Linked DNA regions of Homo sapiens: all the other regions are linked to region 3. Evidence: chromatin contacts called from ENCODE Hi-C or POLR2A ChIA-PET data. All regions are on one chromosome and are shown on one strand. The core of a region is the stretch at or near the end of the contact, and the rest is flanking DNA. Distances in the headings are between cores, read along the strand shown. Region 1 has its middle 22 kb from the start of GARRE1. Region 2 holds the start of GARRE1 (granule associated Rac and RHOG effector 1). Region 3 holds the start of WTIP (WT1 interacting protein).

Region 1 (4,543 bases), core at 185-2,684, 250 kb after region 3:
CTGTCACCCAGGCTGTAGTGCAGTGGTGTGGTCATGGCTTACTGCAACTTCAACCTCCTGGGCTCAAGCAATCCTCCTGCTTTGGCCTCCCAAAGTGCTGGGATTACAGGCATGAGCCACTGTGCCCATCTACTTTTCTTTTTTTCTTTTTGAGATGGAGTTTTGCTCTTGTCACCCAGGCTGAAGTGCAATGGCGCGATCTTGGCTCACTGCAACCTCTGCCTCCTGGGTTCAAGAAATTCTCCTGCCTCAGCCTCCCAAGTAGCTGGGATTACAGGAACCCGCCACCATGCCTAGCTAATAATTTTTGCATTTAGCAGAGATGGGGTTTCATCAAGTTGGCCAGGCTGGTCTGGAACTCCTGACCTCAAGTGATCTGCCTGCCTCAGCTTCCCAAAGTGCTGGGATTACAGGCTGAGCCACTGCGCCCGGCCAAATCCATTTTTGCTGAAGAGCATATGCCTGTACAGGATAATGCCAGACAGAATATACACCCAAATAGTGTCAACATGGTCAGCTGTGGGTGGTGGGATTAGAGAATTTTTTCTTCTCTTTCCTTTAAAAAACAAACATAATCTACACTGCCTGCATTCTTTGTTTCTTTTTAAAAATACCACCCAATCAGAGAAGAGGCCTGCATTCTTTTTACATGTATTACTTTTATAATGAAAATATATACCCAGTTCTGTGTTATAAATTGCAGTCTGCAATGTTCCACATATCCACTGAGTCAAAGAAACGCTATTAAGTACTGGGAATCCAGCAAGGGAGAACTGTCACCCAGCTAACCCCAAAAGAGAACATTGACAAAATGCTTTCAGTAGAAGCAAAATCCTGAATTGCAATGTTGGGATTTGCATTCTCATCAACAATCCTGCGTGAGGCCAGCATCCCAGGATTATCTGGATTAGTGTGTATGAGGATTATAGAGGTGCACTCCAGACACCTAGTAAACATGTTCCTGTCCTCTGTCCTGGAATGACTGTACACTGTTTACTGGAATTCAGTACAATCTCACCTGGGCCCAGGCCTCTCACACCCCCTTTAAGGTTGGCGATCTTCCCTAACCCTTCAGCCTGGAGGGAAAGGCTGGACCTTCTGGGCCCTGCCGTTCCTTGCTGTCTGCTCTCGGTTGTTTCTGTGCGACTCAACTCTGAGTGACTATGAGTCATTCTTTCTAAGAAAGCCTCACTATTGAACTGAAATATGCTTTGGCCTCACAGAGCTGCTTTGTTTCCTTACAACCACAACATGGGCATCAGTACATTTTAAAGCATTTCCTCAAAAAATCAACATTCATGACAAACTGGAATTATATTTAGGTCTATGTTGATATGTTCATGAGCTAAACCTGAAAACATTTTTATCAGTCAGCCAAGTTCATTAACTAGTGTACTGAGCTGGAATTTAAAGGACACCCTACCACTGGCTCACAGCTCTGCACCATCACCGAGAACAGAAACCACATCGGATTCAGAGTCCTACCTCGTGCTCTTGGAACCGGATTTACAGAATGTCTCAAACCACAAGCTTCCTTTTCTGGACACTGGCTCCGATAAATAGGATAAGAACCTTTGCACCGCTCCTTAGAGGGCTGGGATGGATCCCACAGGAGCAGTGCCTGGTCCCTGGACCACTAGCTTCCCAATGCACACATGCACTGTTGGCTGCTGGCTGGCTGGCTTCCAAGCCTCTGCTAGTCAAAGCTCTCTCTCCCACTTCCCTTCCTTGACCAATTTCTGTTTGGAGGACACTGCTTCCAAGAAGTTGTCTGTCTCCCCATCTTGGAGAAGCCAAGGCAGCCTGCTAAGCAAATCTCCTTTTAGCATCTTCAGATTGACAGATTAATGGTACTATGATACTTCCCTAAGTTTGATTTCAATTTTACTAATAATACGTGGTTTTTTTTTTTTTTTTTTTGAGATGGAGCTTCGCTCTTTTTGCCCAGGCTGGAGTGCAGTGGCACAATCTCAGCTCACTGCAACCTCCGCCTCCCAGGTTCAAGCAATTCTCCTGCCTCAGCCTCCCAAGTAGCTGGGATTACAGGTGCCCGCCACCACACCAGGCTAATTTTTTGTATTTTTAGTAGAGACGGGGTTTCACCATGTTGGTCAGGATGGTCTCGATCTCTTGACCTCGTGATCCACCCGCCTCAGCCTCCCAAAGTGCTGGGATTACAGGCGTGAGTCACCGCACCCAGCCTAATACTTGTTATCTTTTAAACAGAGTCAGAACAGGCCAGGCACAGTGGCTCACACCTGCAATCCCAGCACTTCAGGAGGCCGAGGCAGGTGGATCACCTGAGGTGAGGAGTTCGAGACCAGCCTGGCCAACATGGTGAAATCCCATCTCTACTAAAAATACAAAAATTAGCTGGGTGTGGGGGCACACGCCTGCAATCCCAGCTACTCGGGGGGCTGAGGGGAGAGAATCACTTGAACCTGGGAGGCAGAGGTTGCAGTGAGCTAAGATCGCGCCACTGCACTCCAGCTTGGGTGATAGAGTGAGACTCCGTCTCAAAAAAACCCCAAAACCAGTCGGGACAGGTAAACTAAAGCAAATTGGTGACACCTGCACTCCTACAGGAAGAGACCATTCACCTGGATTACTTTATACCATGACACTCTCCCCACCTTTACTATGTAAAACAGCTTAATCTCTGAACTAACAGGGCAGGGGGATCCTGCAACACACTGAATCCAGATGTGATTGGATGGCCTAAGTAACCCTTCTCAGGAAAAGAAGTTGCTTCTCAGCCATGCTGTGGACAGAGGGGCCCTGCAGAAGGAGCGGCTTCTCTGATGGGCAGAGAACCCACAGAGGCAGGGACAACTGGCATGCAAAATTAAGAGACAGAAGGAACACAAACCCTATGCCAGGAATAAAAACGAAATAAAACTCAGTACTCAAAGCACCCAAACTCTGGAGGAAACTCGAGTCTCAACCTCCCCATTTCCCCTGATTCCATCCTGCAAAACTGTTCCCTCCTTTCCACTTAGTCCCATCCCTCTCTTCATGCCCCAGTCACAATCTGGATATACTGGGTTTGGAAGGATGGGAAAAATGCTAAGATAATCCTACTGTGGAAAATATATCAACACCCCCAAAGCAGGAACCAGCTTTGGTGTTGTACAGTCATCTTCCCAAACCTAGCTAATCACAACTACCTGTGGGATCAGTAAGATTCCTAGGACCTACTAGAGAAGGGGTCCCTGATCCCTGGGCAGCAGAACGGTCGTGGTCCGTGGTCTGTTAGGAACCAGCCTGCACAGCGGGTGAGAGGCGGGCTGATGAGTGAGCATTACCATCCGAGCTCCACCTCCTGTCACATCAGCAGCAGCATTAGATTCTCATAGGGTTGGAAACCCTATCGTGAGCTCTGCATGCAAGGGACCTCGGTTGCGCACTCACTGATCATGCCCGATGATCTGTCACTGTCTCCCATCACCCCCAGATGGGACCATCTAGTTGCAGGAAAACAAGCTCAGGCCTCCCATTGATTCTACATGATGGTGAATTGTGTAATTATTTCATTATATATTACAATGTAATAATAGAAATAAAGTGCACAATAAATATACTTGAATCACCCCAAAACCATACCCCCTGCTCATCTGTGGAAAAACTGTCTTTGGTGAAACCAGTCCCTGGTGCCAAAAAGGTTGGGTTCTGCTGTACTAGGGAACTTCAGAATCACTCTCTGGGCCTGGGAATCTGTACTTAAAAATGCTCCTTGGTAGATTCTGATCAGAGATTTGTGAAGCACTGACAGAGAACAGGATGAAGCCCTAACTCCTATGTGGTAATGTTTCCACAATGCTGATGTGCTACAGGAAGTAAGTTCCCTTTATTATTAATATTCCCAAGCGGACAATTTCCTAAGTAGTAAATTTTTTTTTTCAAGTTGGCAGGAAATAATTTCCCACTTACTGTCTTTCCATGTGGAGGGACTTTAGCCAGTGTTTCTCAGAGTAGAGGAGCACTACTGCACTTTGGGTTGGACAACTGATTGTGTGGCACAGCACAGGACATTTACCATCCGGGCCCTTACTTTTAAATACCAGTGGTGATCCCCAGTGATTGTGACAACCAAAACACATCCCCTCACATTCCTCAGTACTCACGCACCACTTAATGATGTTTTGGTCAACGATGGACTGGGTATACAATGGTGGTCCCAAAGATTATGATACCGTATTTTTACTATACTTTTTCTGTTTAGATATGTTTTAAATACAGAAATACCACTGTGTTATGACTGCCTACAGTATTCAGTACAGTAACATGCTGTACAGGTTTGTAGCGAGGAGCAACAGGCTACACCATATAGCTTAGGTGTGGAGTAGGCCATACCATCTTCATTTGTGTAGTACACTCTCTGATGTTCACACAATGATGACATTGCTTAACACATTTCTCAGAATGTGTCATGGCCGGGCCTGGTGGCTCATGTCTGTAATCTAGCACTTTGGGAGGCCAAGATGGGAGGATCATTTGAGCCCAGGAGTTAGAGACCAGCCTGGGCAACGAAGTGAGACCTCAT
Region 2 (4,527 bases), core at 1,662-4,161, 230 kb after region 3:
TAGGGAGGCTGAGGCAGAAGAATTGCTTGAACCTGGGAGGTGGAGGTTGCAGTAAGCCAAGATTGCGCCACTGCACTCCAGCCTCGGGGACAGAGGGAGACTCCGACTCAAAAAAAAAGAGAGTGGACACCCAACCCATGTGATATCCCAGCCTGCTAGCTTTCAGAAACAATTATTTCCTATAGACTTGGAAGACCCACTTGACACATGGATCCTGATGTATTAGGCTATAGGTTTTCAACAGAACAAACATTTACTAAAATTTTCACAGAATCATGTGCAATTTGCTTAAAAAAAAAAAAAAGGATGCTTAAAACATGGTCTTCCAAACATCTGGAGATAATTTTAGATTGAAAAATCTAGGCTTGCCAAGGGAATCTGAGAACTTTTCTATCTTGGTCTCCAATGCCAACCTACGTATTTGTGTGCAAAAATAGAGGAAGATTAGAATCTCAAATGCCACACTGAAAAGTTGCCACAACAAACCTGAACTCTTCATATGGAGTTTGTTATCTTGTCAGCAAGAAAGCAAATGAAACGGCAATAAACTAAACTTTTTGCTTTAAAAAGAAAAAAAAAATCTCAAACATGAAATATTCCCTGTACTTGTATTGGAAAATGATTTCTTTTTAAAACAAAATATTGTGAAGATACTGTGAAAAGAAAATACTGTGATTTTTAAAGACACTTGAAAACATCTAAGCACACACAAAATGTAAATATGAACTTTGTAAGTAGCCCTTACAAACATACACTTAGAACTTTTAGTCTAAAATATGATAAAATGATAAAGCTTACATATTATTCAATAAATCTGGAACTGACTAGCCATTTACAAAATATTTCATATTTTAAACCAAGAATGAATTTTAGGTAGACTAAAGGCAAAAAAATAAAACCATGAAACGATGAGACGCAAACATGAATTTCTTTTTTTTTTTTTTTGAGATGGAGTCTCACTCTGTTGCCCAGGCTGGAGCGCAGTGGCACGACCTCGGCTCACTGCAACCTTCGCCTCCTGGGCTCAAGCGATTCTCCTGCCTCAGCCTCCCAAGTAGCTGGGACTACAGGAGCGCGCCACCATGCTTGGCTAATGTGTTTTTTTGTATTTTTTTAGTTGAATCCGGGTTTCACCACGTTGGCCAGGCTGGTCTAGAACTCCTGACCTCAAGTGATCCGCCCGCCTCGGCCTCCCAAAGTGCTGGGATTACAGGCATGAGCCATCGCGCCAGGCTGGAATTTTTTTTTATGACAAAGAGACAGAAAAATTGTCCAAATATGTCAAAGGAAAACAAATACTATGTATTCTTAAAAATTGAACGTTACGGCCGGACACGGTGGCTCACGCCTATAATCCCAGCACTTTGGAACGCCGAGCCAGGCGGATCACCTGAGGTCAGGAGTTCGAGACCAACCTGGTCAACTGGGCGAAACCCTGTCTCTACTAAAAATACAAAAATTAGCCGGGCGTGGTGGGTGCCTGTAATCTCAGCTACTCGGGAGACTAAAGCAGGAGAATCGCTCGAACCCGGGAGGCTAAGGTTGCAGTTAATCTAGATCCCGCCACTGCACTCCAGCCTGGGTGACAGAGGGAGACTGTCTCAAAAAAAAACAAATAAAGTTACCTTTGACCCCATTTGTAAATTTATTCTAAGATAACAATCAGACCAGGTGTAATATCTCACACTTGTAATCCCAACACTTTGGAAGGCGAAGGCGTGAGGGTCGCTTGAGGCCAGAAGTTTTGAGACCAGCCTGGGCAACAGTCTCTTATTAAAAAAAAAAAAAAAAGACCATATCAAACAAATCCTTCCGGCAGAATTGTTTATCTTGTGACAAATTGGAAACTATCTCAATGCTCATCGGTGGTTAAATCACATACTGTAAAGTCCATAAAAATAACAATACCTATCTGTATTTATTGATTATCACCAAAATGTTAGCAGTGGTTGTCACTGAATGGTAGACTGGCAGATGACTGTCATTTTCTACCTTAAGACTTTTTGTGTCGTCTTGAGTGTTTTGCCAGGAAAGGAGAATTAACTGCTTTTATAATGGGGATGAGGGACCAGAACAAGGTATTTTCAAACTGGAGGCCCCCAAAGCTGAGTCTCTGGAAAATTTCTAAAAAGTCTAAACAAAATTCTTATCATGCCAACCAGGCACGCTTCTTTCCTCGCACCGCGCGGCGCAGAAAGACACACCCCTGACTCTGCGCTCGTCCCTCGGGCTCGGGTCCTCCACGCTCAGCCCCGGCCCTCCCGGTCCCCGCGGACCCTCCCCTCGGGCCCAATGCGCCAGCTGGCTCCGCAGGGCCGGAAAAGCGCGTTCCTCGGCAGCCTGGCGCCGCCGGGAAGGTGCGCGCAGCCCGCCCGGCAGCCCCGGGATGGCGTGAGGGCCGCCTCCCCGGCTAGCCCCAGCGGACCCCTGCCGCCAGCAGGCCGCCCTCCCTCCGCGGGCTTCCGGGAGCGGGTCCTGGCGCCAGCGCGACCTCCCGGGCCCCGGCGAACCGAGGGAGCGTCCCCTTTCCCCGCCTGACGGGCGCCGACCCGCCCCTGCGGTGCCGCGGCCGCCGAGTCTCCGACGCGCCCCCAGGTCCCGGGTTCGCGCCAGGAGGCCCCTCCGGGCTTCCGTCGGCCGGCCAGCGCCCGCAAAGCCCGGCGTCCTCCACAGCGGGCGGGCAAGGGGCGGGAGCCCACGGCCCCGCGCCCTGCGGCCCCGAGCGGAGCGGCGCCCCGCGGGCCCGTCTCGCCGTCTGCCCTGGCTGCGGCCCGCGGCCCCGCTGCCCACCGCCCACCGCCCGACCCCGCCCGCCAGCCCCCGCCTGCGCCCGCCGCGCCCGCTCCTCACCTGCGACGCGCCCCGGCCCCCAGCGCACCGCCTTGGACCGGCTGTGTACACCGGAAGTTACGTCTCCGGTCCGGCCCCGCCCCCGCCTCGGGCGGACGCGGGGAGGTTGCGGATCCCGCGCCTAGAGCGGACTCTCCTCTCGCATTAGAGGGGAGGGGGCGCCCCGGAGCCTCCTCTCCTGGGACCCTGGGCCCCCAAGCGGGACGGCCGGGGCGGAGGTTGAGGACTGGCGGCCAGAGCCGGAGGTCCACCCAGATCCCCCACCATGGCTTGGCCCCCGGGCGGGAGGGGTCGGGCTGCGTCCTCCTGGATTTATTACTGAAATTGACTGAAATCGATTACTGGCGTATGGAGTGTTTCCTAGATGCCAGGCCCCGACGGGCACTGCAGGAACGGGTAGTGCTCTCTCCCTCATAAGTTTATTCCTTAGTGGTAAATACACAATACCATTGTCACATATCCGGGTGATAATATAGTACCAATGGTGACAAGTGGTAGGAGGGGAAAGAGTAAGAGGGAGGGAGAGAGTACCCTGACCTAGTAAAGGAGAGTGATCCGGAATTCCCCCAGGGAAAGAGCAGGAGCTGAGGTCCTAAGGGGTAGAAGGGAGAAAAAAAAAAAAAAAAACGAGAAGGGAGGAGAACACATTACGCAGAAGCAGCAGCAAGGGTCTTCCAGTTCTGTGGGTTTTGTTTGTTTGAGACGGAGTCTTGCTCTATCGCCCAGGCTGGAGTGCAGTGACGTGATCTTGGCTCGCTGCAACCTCCACCTCCCGGGTTCAAGTGATTCTCCTGCCTCAGCCTCCCGGATAGCTGCGATTACAAGCGTGCGCCACCACGCCCGGCTAATTTTTGTGTTATTAGTAGAGACGGGATTTCCCCATGTTGGCCACGCTGGTCTCAAACTCCTGACCTCAGGTGTTCCGCCCACCTCGGCCTCCCAAAGTGCTTGAGCCACGGAGCATGGCCCAGTTTTGTGTTCCAATAATAAATCAGAGTGGTGAGAAGTTAGGTCTTACTTGACAGTGTTGCAAAACTAATGAGTTTTAAGCAAGAGGTGATTTGTCCATACTTGAGAGTGTAAAGGGGTTACTCTAGATGCAGTGTGGAGAAGGAAGGACTACGGAGGGGAGGCAAGAGTGGATATAAATGTGTACACCCATGTTCATATTAGTCAGAAGGTGGAAGCAACCCAATGTCCATCCACGGGTGAATGGGTTCACAAAATGTGGTATAAACATAACAATAGAATATTACTCAGCGTTGAAGGAGGCCGGGCGCCGTGGCTTACGCCTGTAATCCCAGCACTTTGGGAGGCCAAGGCGCGTGGATCACCTGAGGTCAGGAGTTCGAGACCAGCCTGACCAACATGATGAAACCCCGTCTCTACTAAAAATACAAAATCAGCCAGGCGTGGTGGCGCATGCCTATAATCCCAGCTACGATGCAAATAGATGAGCTTTGAAGATATTATGCCAAAAGAAACCAGTCACAAAGACAAATATCCTATGATTCCACTTACATAAGGTACCTAGAGTAGTCAAAAACATAGAGACGGGCCAGGCATGGTGGCTCATGCCTGTAATCCCAGCACTATGGGAGGCTGAGGCAGGAGGATCACCTGAGGTCAGGAGCTCCAGACCAGCCTGGCCAACATGGTGAAATCCCATCTGTACTA
Region 3 (4,724 bases), core at 495-2,994:
ACCATCACCAAAGCCTGGGTCAGGCGGTATCCGGTGGTACCTGGGCCACTCCATCTCCCGGTTGCTGTCCACACCCATACCGTGGCGGGGCAGACGGGGAAGCACCCCTTTCTGCTCATCACGAAGCATGAAAGGATCAGATAGAATGAGAGCACCAAACGCAAAGAAGAAAAGATCAGGCCGGGCGCACTGGCTCAAGCCTGTAATCCTAGCACCTTGGGAGGCCGAGGAGGGCGGATCGCTTGAGCCCAGGAGTTTAAGACCAGCCTGGGCAACATAGGGAGACTCTGTCTCTACAAAAAAAAAAAAAAAAAAAAAGTAAGAAGAAGAAAAGCTGGGCATGGTGGTGTGCACCTGTAGTCCCAGCTTCTCGGGAGGCTGAGGCGAGAGGATCGCTTCAGCTTGAGAGGCGACGGCTACAGTAAGCCGAGGACGCGCCGCTGCACTCCAGTCTCGGCGACAGAGGAAGACCCTGTCTCAAAAAAAAAAAAAAAAGAAGAAAGAAAAAAAAAAAAGAAGAAAGAAGAAAAAATTATCAGAAAATGGCTCAGTGTGCCCATGAACCTGACTTGCCTGTTAAGTTAGGAACCGCACATCAACTCACTCGGCCAGAACCCCTCGTGTGTCGGGGGACCCAGAGGCAGGGGTGAAGCCGCTGCTGGGGATCCAGGCGCACTCACTCACCCTTTGCGCTCCCCAGTCCCCAGGGGATGCACCTTCCTCGTCCCAACCCCGTGCACTGCTGCACCCCCAGCCAGCCCCGTGCTCTCCTCCGCTGATCCGGCCGCCTACCCGAGGCAGTCTCGGAACCCCGGACCCCAGCCATGCGCGCAGGGAACTGCCGGGCCGAGCGAGCTCACCGAAGTAGTCCCGCGCCGTGCGCGCCTCGAGCGCCCGCTCCAGCTCCCGGGTGAGCGCCTCCAGCCGCCGCTCGGCCGCGCTTGGGCCGCCCTCCCGGCCAGGGGGCAGCGGGAGTGCAGGCAGCGGGAAGGGAGCCGGCCCCGCAGGCTCCGGGGAGCGAGCGGGCGCGGGGCAGGCGCCGGGCGGGAGGAAGTCAGCGTAGGCGCCGGCCGAGCCCCGGGAGCCGAGGCTGGAAACGCTGGAGCGGGCGCTGCCCACCGAAGGCGGCCCGGGACCGGGACGCGGGTCCGAGCGACCGGAGCGCGGGCTGCCGTGGCGCTGGTCGTAGCCCAGGCTGATGCCGCTGGATCGGGCGCTGCCGCCACCGCCGCCGCCGTCGGACCCCGCCAGGCTGGCCCGTGGGCTGCCCGCAGGCTGCGCGCTGAGCTCCGGAACCGCCGCGCGCCGGGGACCCCGCTCCCCGCGGCTCAGTCCGTCCGCCCCGGCCTCGGGGCCGCCGCTGCCCTTCCCTCTGCGGCCCAGCGCGGGCGCCGCCTCGTCTCCAGGCCCAGGCCGCGGCCCCCGCCGCCCCCGACCGGGAGAGCCGCACCCGGGCTCCAGCTCCCGCAGGGCCAGCCCGGCCAGGAGTAGGGCCGCCTCGTCCGCGCCCGCCCTGGAGCGCTGCATGGCCCGGCCCGCCGGCCCTGGCGCGTCACCTCCGCCTCCGCTTCCCGCCGCCGCTCCGGCCGGGCCGCCGCATCGTCCGCCCGAAGCCCGGAGCCCGCCCCGGGACCCCTGGGCGCGGGGCGGGGCGGGGCCGGCGCCGGGCCGGGGTCGTTCCGGCGGCCACGCGCGGGCCGGGGGACGCGGCGCCCTGCTCGGCGGCGCGCGCGGCGGAGGAATGTAAGCTCCCAGGCGCCGGGCCGCGCCCCCTCCTCGCCGCGGCCTCGCGCGGGGCGGAGGGACTCCTTTGCGGGGGCAGGAATGCGAGGAAGGAGACGGCGCTGCGGCCTCTGGAATGTGGGGGGAGTGGCGGCGGCCGCGCTGCGCCGGGACCTCGGAGGGGCGTGGAGGCCGGGCCAGGACGCAGGGGCGGGCGGCGGAGGCACCGCGGGGAGAGCCCAGGGTCTGCGGGGCGCCCGGGCCGTCGGGCCGCTGGGAAGAGCTCGGATTTCCGCAGGCTGAGCTGGAGGCAGCTGGCGCCATCCGGGCCGGAGAGATCCAAGCAGTCGACAGCTTTCCCCACATCCCGCCCCATCTCCCTTCCCTGCGCCGCCTTGCTCTCCGGCGCTGCAGGGCCGACCCAGCTCAGCTTGGAACCCACGGCGCTTCGCCCGTCCCGCGCCCAGGAATACTGTGCGCCTAGCGCAGATGCGTCCCCACGACCCCCTGCCTGGCCCGGGGCCATGTGGCCGCGCACCGGCCTCTGAAGCCCCCATCTGACTGCTGGGGAAGGCGCCCAGAACTAGGAGCGGGTTGGTTGGGGACTGGTCCTCGCGCTGGGTCGCTTCGCCCAGGCCCCCAAGGCCAGGCTAGAAGCAGGCCTCAGGCTCAGAGCCGGTGGGCGGCGAGCCTCCCCTGTGGCCATCACAGGCAGTCCCCGTGAAATATGGGGACTCCTCCCTTTTCCAGCACCTGCATCCAGGGTGGTGGGTGAGGCTTCGAGGGGAGGTCCTGGAACCAGCGGGGCCATAGGGGCCACATAGGTGGGGAATCGAGAGGTGACTAGGGCTTCGTGCCCAAGGACACAACTAAAATCCCTTGTACAAGTCACACGGCTATAGGGAAGAAAACCAAACCGTTATCTGTCAGGGCCTGATGGATCCAAGAAAAGTGTTGCGTGAGAGAGTACTGTTTTCCAGGCCCTCTCTGCTCAGAGATTTTCGGGAAGGCGCCTACAGTGGCTCAGCGCGCAGGGAGCCCGCACGGGAACTGTCCCGGCCAGACCGCCCAGGGCAGTGTGGCCTCAACACCACTGAGCACCCGCTGGGGCCGCTAACCCCAGCACCTTCCCATAGCCTGCGGAGTTCCAGCCCCTGCCCCACCAGGGTAGGGGAAGTGGAAGCAAGCATTTCGTGTGCGCGGAGGGTGGGGGAGTTGCGCTGTTTTGTTTTTTTCAGACAAGGTGTCGCTCTGTCCCCCAGGCTGGAGTACAGTGGTGTGATCACAGCTCACAGTGATCACACACACCCCAGAGTCTCAACCTCCTGGGCTCAAGCAATCCTCCCACCTCGGACTCCTGAGTACGTAGGAGTACAGGCGCACACCACCACACAAAACGCTGAGATTACAGGCATGAGACTCCGTGCGGGGTCTAGAAGCCAGCATTTGGGAGAGCAAATACCCAGGGAAGCCAGGACATGAAAAATGGTCTACCTTTCAAATGAGAAAGGAAAAGCCAGTTCAGTCATATCACATTTCATGGACTGCATTATCTACTATTTAAAAATTACAATATTGGCAGGACTGTGGTGAAACAGTTGCACATATGCTACTGGTATGAGTGCAAATTGGGATATCCTTTTGGGAAGAGCAGTTTGGCGGTGTCAACATCCGCACAAACGAACACGAAACTTAGAAGCAGTAATACTGCTGCTAAACATCTATTCAAGGGAAGTTATCAAAAATGCAGACAATAATCCAATCACAACCGTGTCGTATAATCCCAACATCATTTAGGTAATCTACAGCGGTCCCCAACCTTTTTGGCACCAGGGACTGGTTTTGTGGAAGACAATTTTTCCACAGACAGGGATGGGGAGGGTGGGAATGGCTTCAGGATGATTCAAGGGCATTATATTTATTGTGCACTTTATTTCTATTATTATTACATTGTAATATATAATGAAATAATTATACAACTCACTATACCATAGAAAGAGTGGGAGCCCTGTGCTTGTTTTCCTGCAACTAGACGGTCCCATCTGGGGGTGATGGGAGACAGTGACAGATCATCAGGCATTAGATTCTCATAAGGAGCACACAGCCTAGGTCCTTCGCATGCGCAGTTCACAATAGGCTTCGTGCTTCTGTGAGAATCGTGGTGGGACTCAGGTGGTAATGCTCCCTCGCCTCTGCTCACCTCCTGCTGTGTGGCCCAGTTCCTAACAGGCGGTGGTATACTGGTCTGTGGCCCAGGGGTTGGGGACCCCTGATCTATTCTGTCCTAGGATCTCCAGCCTTCTGAAAAGATGCTCAAAGGGAGCTCTCTGCATTTAAAGGCAGCTGTTGGGCTGAGTGTGATGTAATCCCAGTGCTTTGAGAGGCCAGTATGGGAGGATTGCTTAAGGCCAAGAGTTCAAGACCAGTCTGGGAAACATAGTGAGATTCCATCCCTACAAAACATTAAAAATTAGCTGCCAATGGTGGCACATGCCTGTAGTCCCAGGTATTTTGGGAATCTAAGGCGGGAGGATGCTTGAGCCCAGGAGGTCAAGGCTACAGTGAGCAGTGAGGGCACCACTGCACTTCAGCCTAGACAACAGAACGAGATTCATCTCTACAATAAAAAACAAAAAATTAAACTGGCGCGGTGACGGGCACTTGTAGTTCAGCTGTTCGGGAGACAGAGGCGGGAGGATTACTTGAGCCCAGGAGTCTGAGGTTACAGTGAGCTATAACTGTGCCACCACACTCTAGCCTGGGTGACAGAGCAAGACCCTGTCTCTACAAAAACAATAAAGTCAAGTATTTAATAACTGTTCTGGCTGGGCACGGTGGCTCACTCCTGTAATCCCAGAACACTGGGAGGCTGAGACGGGCGGATCACTTGAGCTCAGGAGTTTGAGACCAGCCTGGCCAACATAGCGAAACCCTGTCTCTATTAAAATACAAATACAAAAATTAGCTGGGTGTAGTCGTGCACGCCTGTAATCCCAGCTACT

What was found. Hi-C counts contacts between places; a loop is a spot of excess contacts on that map. ChIA-PET counts read pairs that join two places held with the same protein, here RNA polymerase II (POLR2A). Pooled maps may share reads with other maps.
Region 1: a loop to region 3 is called in a pooled map, with 2.3 times the contacts of the local background. The contact joins the enhancer-like site here to the promoter of WTIP in region 3. A Hi-C loop is called at or near these places in 2 of 50 pooled maps. POLR2A ChIA-PET finds 5 or more read pairs at or near these places in 5 of 52 experiments (B cell, H1, PC-3 and 2 more).
Region 2: a map of ascending aorta shows a loop between it and region 3 (1.8-fold over the local background). The contact joins the promoter of GARRE1 here to the promoter of WTIP in region 3. A Hi-C loop is called at or near these places in 1 of 168 maps with a recorded cell type or tissue (ascending aorta). POLR2A ChIA-PET finds 5 or more read pairs at or near these places in 2 of 52 experiments (CD8-positive, alpha-beta T cell and HepG2).

The regions. Positions count from the first base shown.
Region 1 is chr19:34,229,787-34,234,329 of GRCh38, reverse strand. No RefSeq gene overlaps it. Among named protein-coding and RNA genes, the nearest start is that of GARRE1, 22 kb to the left of the region's middle. Within about 2 kb of position 1,434, at least 26 of the 41 ENCODE cell types and tissues checked have a DNase peak (open chromatin) inside an H3K27ac peak, as active enhancers do; they include PC-3, where a contact is called at or near this core.
Region 2 is chr19:34,252,938-34,257,464 of GRCh38, reverse strand. It overlaps GARRE1 (granule associated Rac and RHOG effector 1), which reads right to left and starts at 2,911. Exons shown (of 14, transcript NM_014686.5): 1 at 2,851-2,911. RefSeq lists an enhancer at 2,093-2,614.
Region 3 is chr19:34,478,778-34,483,501 of GRCh38, reverse strand. It overlaps WTIP (WT1 interacting protein), which reads right to left and starts at 1,744. Exons shown (of 8, transcript NM_001080436.2): 1 at 861-1,744. The coding sequence starts at 1,527. RefSeq lists enhancers at 706-1,360, 1,361-2,016, 2,017-2,671.